Regions from separate parts of the Homo sapiens genome. Here all the other regions are linked to region 2. A link is an interaction called in ENCODE POLR2A ChIA-PET data of the cell type or tissue named here. Cell type or tissue: Panc1. All regions are shown on one strand.

Evidence for each region. Peaks named below come from ENCODE experiments on the same cell type or tissue, not always from the same donor. Only the 100,000 strongest peaks of a DNase experiment are listed, where the experiment ranks them.
Region 1: POLR2A ChIA-PET joins it to region 2 with 8 read pairs; 2 of 35 experiments call an interaction of 5 or more read pairs at or near these places.
Region 3: POLR2A ChIA-PET joins it to region 2 with 19 read pairs; 8 of 35 experiments call an interaction of 5 or more read pairs at or near these places.

What each region holds. Positions count from the first base shown.
Region 1 is chr11:68,401,705-68,404,204 of GRCh38, forward strand. LRP5 (LDL receptor related protein 5) reads left to right here. Exons shown (of 23, transcript NM_002335.4): 8 at 1,779-1,995. Among named protein-coding and RNA genes, the nearest start is that of PPP6R3, 58 kb to the right of the region's middle. In Panc1, no CTCF peak of the experiment used is centred here; no DNase peak of the experiment used is centred here.
Region 2 is chr11:68,309,643-68,312,142 of GRCh38, forward strand. It overlaps a transcript of LRP5 not described here. Among named protein-coding and RNA genes, the nearest start is that of LRP5, 1.7 kb to the right of the region's middle. In Panc1, no CTCF peak of the experiment used is centred here; no DNase peak of the experiment used is centred here; H3K4me3 peaks cover 269 bases; H3K27ac peaks cover 1,764 bases.
Region 3 is chr11:68,363,883-68,366,382 of GRCh38, forward strand. LRP5 (LDL receptor related protein 5) reads left to right here. Exons shown (of 23, transcript NM_002335.4): 4 at 1-61; 5 at 1,689-1,820. Among named protein-coding and RNA genes, the nearest start is that of LRP5, 53 kb to the left of the region's middle. In Panc1, no CTCF peak of the experiment used is centred here; no DNase peak of the experiment used is centred here.

The sequences.
Region 1 (2,500 bases), 92 kb after region 2:
TTGAGACAAGATCTCACCCTGTCACCCAGGCTGGAGTGCAATGGCATGATCTCGGCTCACTGCAATCTTCGCTAGCTGCGTTCCAGCGATTCTCCTGCCTCAGCCTCCCGAGCAGCTGGGATTACAGGTGTGTGCCGCCATGCCCAGCTCGTTTTTTTTTGTACTTTTAGTAGAGATAGGGTTTCACCATGTTGGCCAGGCTGATCTCGAACTCCTGACCTCAAATGATCCGCCTGCCTCGGCCTCCCAAAGTGCTAGGATTACAGGCTGGGATCACACTGTGCCTGGCCCTAGCAGCTTTGTCCTGTGCCATCCAACAACAGATGACCGAAGTCTTTGTTTCTTAACATGCATTCCATCTGCCTTACAGTTTTGCCACCTGCAAAACAGAGGACTTGTCGCTTTTCTGGTAAGCTGGAAATGTAATCTGGTAGCAGGAGGCCTGTGGAAGCTTGCCTTTAATGGCCTTGTGTCTCTTTCATCCTGTCCTGAGAGCCGGAGAACTTGGATGTTGCGCCTAACTCAACCTTCCTGTTAACATACAGTTCTGCAGGCTCATGGATCATCAGAACCACGTCCTATCTCACGCGGCTGTATGCTTCCGTTGGTTCAGGTGTTTTTACCTTGACAGTATTTTCTCCTCGGTGGCTTTTGCGGTGGTTGCTTTTAATCAGCATTGACTCTTCAAGAAAAATATTTAGCTGCTACATCTCAGAGGAGACAGGGTGGAAAGCATCTGAGACCTGCAGGCTCAGACTTAGAACCAGAAGTGCCCTCAGAGTTCATCCGGCCCTGACCCAGCGGGAAATGAGTTCACAGAGAAGCGGGAGAACTTTGCCCCAGGCCCTGCCGTTGCTCATAACTGCCCCAGGTCCTTACATTTGCTCCAGGTCCTGCCCCAGGCCCTGCAGTTGCTCATAACTGCCCCAGGTCCTTATATTTGCTCCAGGTCCTGCCCCAGGTCCTGCAGTTGCTCTGTGTGGTGGGTGTGATCTGGAGCCCTCCGCCCATTGCTGCACCTGGGGCAGGCATTGCTAATTGATCCCAGGACTCCTTCCTGCGGAGCACGCCCTGGTTCTCCAGGCAGCCGCTGCCTGTCAGCCTGCAGTGGTTCGGGAGAGGACACCTGCTTGCCTGGTCTGTTCCAAATCTTGCTTCTCATCCCAGCACAGGTAGGGGGTGCTATGGGAAAGGGATCCTCAGCTGGCCCTGTCACTGCTCTATCAGCTGGGGACGTGGCATCCTAGTGAAAACATCATGGCCGGGCGCGGTGGCTCACGCCTGGAATCCCAGCACTTTGGGAGGCTGAGGAGGGTGGATCACTTGAGGTCAGAAGTTCGAGACCAGCCTGGTCAACATGGTGAAACCCATCTCTACTAAAAATACAAAAATTCGCCAGGTGTGGTGGCGGGTACCTGTAATCCGAGCTACTCGGGAGGCTGAGGCAGGAGAATCGCTTGAACCTGGGAGGTGGAGCTTGCAGTGAGCCGAGATCTTGCCACTGCACTCCAGCCTGGGCAACAGAGTGAGACGCTGTCTCAAAATCTCAAACAAACAAACAAACAAAAAACAAACAAACAAAGCGTCATTTATCCAGCACCCCTGGGGAACCATGCTACCTGGTGTTTTATGGTACCTGGCAAGGTGCAGGTAAAGTTGCGGCTCTTGGGCATTGAACCCGTCTTGTTTGGGGCAGCTCAGGCCCCAGGCAGGGTCCGGGTTGGCTCTCGTTGGTGTGGCCCTGGCCCATCCAGACCTATATTTCTGCCGTCCTGCAGGTGATCAATGTTGATGGGACGAAGAGGCGGACCCTCCTGGAGGACAAGCTCCCGCACATTTTTGGGTTCACGCTGCTGGGGGACTTCATCTACTGGACTGACTGGCAGCGCCGCAGCATCGAGCGGGTGCACAAGGTCAAGGCCAGCCGGGACGTCATCATTGACCAGCTGCCCGACCTGATGGGGCTCAAAGCTGTGAATGTGGCCAAGGTCGTCGGTGAGTCCGGGGGGTCCCAAGCCATGGCTCAGCCATGCAGACTTGCATGAGGAGGAAGTGACGGGTCCATGCCTGGGCATAAGTGTTGAGCTCAGGTGCCCCGACCTGGGGAAGGGCAGGACAGGAAAGGTGACAGTATCTGGCCAAGGACAGATGGGAAGGGACCAAGGGAGCTGATTAGGGAGTGGTTATGGACTAGGAATGTCGGTAACAATGGTTAGAAAGTGACTAACATTTGTTGAGCACCTGCTGTGTGCCCGGCCCTGGCCGGGAGCCTTCGTGCCCACAGTGACCCCGTCTGCAAATGTAGTTCCTTGCCCTACTCGCACTGGGGAGCAGGACGCAGAGCCGTGCAACTCACAGGTGCCAAGCTCAGGACTCCCTCCTGGGTCTGCCTGGGCTGGGCTGTGCTTGTTGCCCCTGTGGCCCACGCATGTGCACCTTCCACCTGAAAGCCAGGATCTTCAGGACGCTCCCCGAGGAGGTCGTTGTCTGGCACAATGAT
Region 2 (2,500 bases):
TCCAGTAGAGTCTTTAGTTTTTCTGTATCCCTTCCCAAATTTAGAAACCTGACTTGAACTTTGGGCCAGTTGTAATGTGTCCTCTATGACAGGCCATCCTGGGCCCCCTTCCCTTTGTTCCTGTGGCTGGAGCCCTGAGCAGGCCCCATCCACTTGAGTCCAAGAGGCCCTCTCTCCTGGCTGCTACCATTGTACCCACCTGCTGGCCAGGCCCCCACAGGGGCCTCTTTCCTCCTGACAGTCTCATCCCCACTCAGCAGCCAGAGTGCCTTCTTTATAAATGTAGATCAGATCCTTTCACTGTATTTGTTCATCCAACACACATTTACTGAGCACCTACTGTGTGCTAGGCCCTGGTACGGGCACAGGAAACACATCAGGGAATAAAACTACACTCTCTGCTCTCCTGGAGCTTCCATGCTAGTGGAGAGAAGAAAGATACGTAAACATGTAATGAGTCAGGTGGTGATGAGTACAAAGGAGAAAAGTAAAGCAGAGAAATGGAGTAGAAAGTGCTGGCAATAGTGGGTGGTGGTGGTGGGGGGTGTGGTTTGCAATTTTCAACAGGGGTCCTCAGGCCTGACTGAGGAGCTGAAGAGGTAAGAGAGTGAGCCACGAGGCTAAGTGGGGTGAAAGAGTTGGAGCAGAAAAGGTGGGAGGATCACCAGGCATGATGGCCCCTCTCTGTAGTCCTAACTACTAGAGACAGGCTCATGCCTGTCATCCCAGCACTTTGGGAGGCCGAGGCAGGTGGATCATCTGAGGCCAGGAGTTCAAGACCAGCCAGACCAACATGGTGAAACCCTGTCTCTACTAAAAATACAAAAATAAGCTGGGCGTGGTGGCACATGCCTGTAATCCCAGCTACTTGGGAGGCTGAGGCAGGAGAATTGCTTGAGCCTGGGAGGCAGAGGTTGTGGTGAGCCAAGATTGCCCCACTGCACTCCAGCCTGGGCAACAGAGTGAGATCCCATCTCAAAACAAAACAACAAAAGCTAACTACTTGAGAGGCTGAGGTGGGAGGATTGCTTGAGCCCAGGAGTTTGAGGTTGCAATGAGCTACGATCACACCACTACACTCCAGCCTGGGCCACAGAGTGAGACCCTGTCTCAAAAAAAAAAAAAAAAAAAAGAGTCCCAGCAGAGAACAGCAAGCACAAAGGCCCTGAGGCAGGAGTGCACCTGGTGTGTTTGAGAACCCACAGAGACACCACTGTGGCTGGAGCAGGGTGAGATGTGGGAAGGGAGTGGCTAAGGAAGCTGAGAGGTCAAGGAAGAAGTGTGGTTGGAGCAGGCCCTGCAGGTGCCGAAGGCTTTTGCTTCTTTCCTGAGATGGCAGCCCTCACGAGCCCTGGAGCTTCCCTGGCTGCCATGAGATCAGGTGGAAGGGGGTCGAGGCTGCAAGTGGGGACGCATGAGTGGGTGACAGGTGGCAGTAGTAGAAGTGTAAGAAGAGCTGGGAGTCTGGGTCTCTTCTATCTTGAAAATAGAACCCCAGGCTGTGCTGGTAGAGCTGGATGCAGGGTGGAAGAAGGGAAAATATTTTTGCTGCTTAAATCCTAGCCTGGCTTCCCATTGCTCGTGGGGTGCATTCTCGATTCCTCTTCCCCGCCTGAGGTCTGACATGTGCTGGCCCTGGCTGGCCTCTCCTGTACCTTCTACCACCAGCTCCAGCTCATGGCCTGATGTGGTTCCTCCCCCGAATCCAGCGACCAGGCTGCCCTCTGCCCCAGCGCCTCCTCCGTGGATGTCTGCTCTTCCTGAACTGCCCTCCCACCGGACGGCTGCTCCTTGGTAGCAGCTCAAGTGTCCTTCCTTCCCTAAGCCAGTTTCCCCAAACACTGCAGCACAACGCCCTTCATTTCTCATGGCATTCTTCATGGCCTGTCAATGGGGCTTTTGTTGTTTTAATTTTCCGTCTTCTTGTTTTTGTTGGTCTTCCTAGAATATAAACCCCATGAGGGCAGAGGCGTTCAGCCTGACTCCAGCCTGGCAAAGCTGTCACAAATCTGGAGGAACACACACGTTCACGGGCACTCAGTTCTGTGAGGTACTGCAAGCCCTCTCTGAACCTGCAAGGTGGCCATTGCTGTCCCCACTTTACAAAGGAGGAAAGAGTGCGCGGAGAGGTTCTACTTAGACCCGCCAAGGGCACAGTCGTTCTAGAAAGTAGCAGACTGGGAGTTCCAACTTGGGCTTGCTGGTTCCAGAGCCCCTTCTGTGCCCCTTCCAGGCTGTGCCTGGGTGAGATTCTTCTCCTACCAGCACGTCTTCTTCCTGGAGGGTTCAGTGGCTGAGCTGACACCGGTGGGCAAGAGGCCCTGGCGGGCTTGTTGAAGGACTCAAAGGTGGCGTCTGGGAGCCTGGCGGGACTTTCTCCCTGTCAGCCTAGAGGCACTTTTAGAGGAGTGTGTCTGTTTCGCAGTCTTCGTGTCTCATAATTCATAACTAAGGTAGAGGGTACACATTTAGTTTACAGTAAAACCTCAAACCCACCTCC
Region 3 (2,500 bases), 54 kb after region 2:
CTGAGTGCCCTCTACTCACCCATGGACATCCAGGTGCTGAGCCAGGAGCGGCAGCCTTTCTGTGAGTGCCGGCTGGGGCGCGGGGGCGAGGGTGCGGGGGCTGGGGGGAGCGGGGGCGCGGGGCAGGGGAGTGGGAGGATGCGGGGGCGTGGGGGTGCGCGGGCGTGGGTGGGGTGGGGGGGCAGGTGACCCCTCCCTGCAGAAGCCCATGCTCTGGGGGGCCCCCTCTCTAAAGGGGTACCTGCTGCAATGGAGGGAGGTGTGTGGCTGGCTGGGGGACACGGGCCTGCAGAGGACCCCTCTGCAGAGCTCATGGGGGCTATTTCAGGCTCAGCAGTGGCAAGGGGATTTCCAAGGAAGGTTGCCTCGTTTTCAAGGCCCAGAAGAAGTTGTCTGTGTGTGTGTGTATATGTATTTATATACACATACACGTATGTGTGTATATATATATATGGTTATTTATATATACATATATATGTGTGTGTGTGTGTGTGTGTGTGTGTGTGTATGTATTTTTAATAGAGATGAGAGATTTTGCCACGTTGCCCAGGCTTGTCTCAAACTCCTGGGCTCCAGTGATCCTCACACCTTGACTTCCCAAAGTGCTGGGGTCACAGGTATGAGCCACCATGCTTGGCCCTGCAAGTCGCGTATTTATCAATGAATAATCTGCCCAGAATCAGCAGTTCTCAGCCTGGGGGCCACGCTGGGTTGTGACAGAGGTCCCTGATGGGGAAATGCACCAGCTTCTGTGACAGTGGGGCTGCGGCTCTGGGGACAGTGGCCCACTCCCACAGGGACCAGGGATGGAGATTTCTGGCCAGGCCATTATGGAAGGTTTGGACTTTGAATTGAAATGTGGGGCCTAGGGGTGCCAGCTGTTCCCAGAGCAGGACACAGGAGGGTGGGGCTCTCTGGAGCTGTTTCCTGGTGAGAAAGTCGTGGTCACAAAACCCATCTACACTTGGGGCAGCATGAGGGAGGGAGAGGTTCATTTTGATGAGTTTGTTGTTCCAGTTATATCCGTATTTTGGGGCTGCTACACCCAGCTTTCCCCTGGTTTGAATGAGGTGCTGGAAGCATTTATCGAGTTCCGTTCAATTGCTGTTGGTCATAGAAGGGCTTGGGAGAGTGACAAGCTTGGCCATCCCAGCAAGAGGGACAGTGTTCCTATGGAAGCTGCTGGGTCCACACATAGCACAAAGACAAGACAAGCCTTTTGCCCAGGAGCCCATTGTCTCTGGGGTTCCCGTCACTACCACACAGGCAGGTCCTGACCCCGGCCATTGGAGCGTGGGGGGCAGCCTTTGCAGAGGGGTGTCCTTTGGGGGCTCCGAGGAGCTGGGGAGGGTGTTCTAGTCATAGGAGCTTGGTGGGAGGAAGCAGATGGGGAGATGTCACTCCATGGGCAGGTCACATCTGGGTGTGAGGGTGGCCAGGAAGGTCACGGCTGGTTTTGGGGAAATTGCAGGCCGTCTGGCCAGGCTGAGGGCCCCATGTGGACGGGCCAGCGATGAGGCAGGTGGAATGGTGCCAGCGGGGAGGTCCCTGATGCCACTTGAGGCCGATGTTTGGGCAGAGGGACACACTGGAGGCTGTCACGGGGGACGAGGCAGGATGTGACTCATTCAGAAACAAGTGACGGTCCTCTTCTGGAACCTTCTCTCACTCTGTCCTGGTTTTCTCAGTCCACACTCGCTGTGAGGAGGACAATGGCGGCTGCTCCCACCTGTGCCTGCTGTCCCCAAGCGAGCCTTTCTACACATGCGCCTGCCCCACGGGTGTGCAGCTGCAGGACAACGGCAGGACGTGTAAGGCAGGTGAGGCGGTGGGACGGGACGGGGCGGGCGGGCGGGGCGGGGCCTGGCGGGAATGGGTTGCGGCCGCCGGGGGTGCCCCAGAAGGAACCTCGGCAAACCCGTTCGAAATGATCCACTTGGCGGGTGTGGTGATTCAAGTCTGTGGTCCCAGCTACTCGGGAAGCTGAGTTGGGAGGATTGCTTGAGCCCAGGAGGTCAATCCTGTTTTGTTTTGTTTTATTTTTGCCCCAGATATTTTCCACTTTTTTACTCTCCGCCTTGGTCCTCAGGCACTTGGTGCTTCCTGGGACTGTGTTGCAGTGAGGCATGGCTCTTCTCCTCTGGGGCACCGGCTGAGGATCTTTCTTTCCAGGTGTCGGTTCGGGGCGGGCCCTTCGGGAAATCACACACGTTCAGGATGCAGCTCGCCTTCGGGGATGCTCCCGGGCCTGGGATAGCCAGTCTGGCCTCTGGGGCTGACCCTGGGGCCTGGCAAGCGAGGGGGTAACGAGAGGTGTCAGGAAAGCGCCATCCCTGGGACCAGTCCTCCCCGTTTCTGTAGCGTGATGGGGCCCAGCTTGCAGAAGGTGGTGGGGGACAGGGCCTGCTTCCTGTGCCGGTGTCCCACTCGGGAGGGCAGGGGGCTTCCAAGTGGGCTGGCTTCCACACTCAGGAACAGTCCTAAGGGCAGAGTCTCGGTG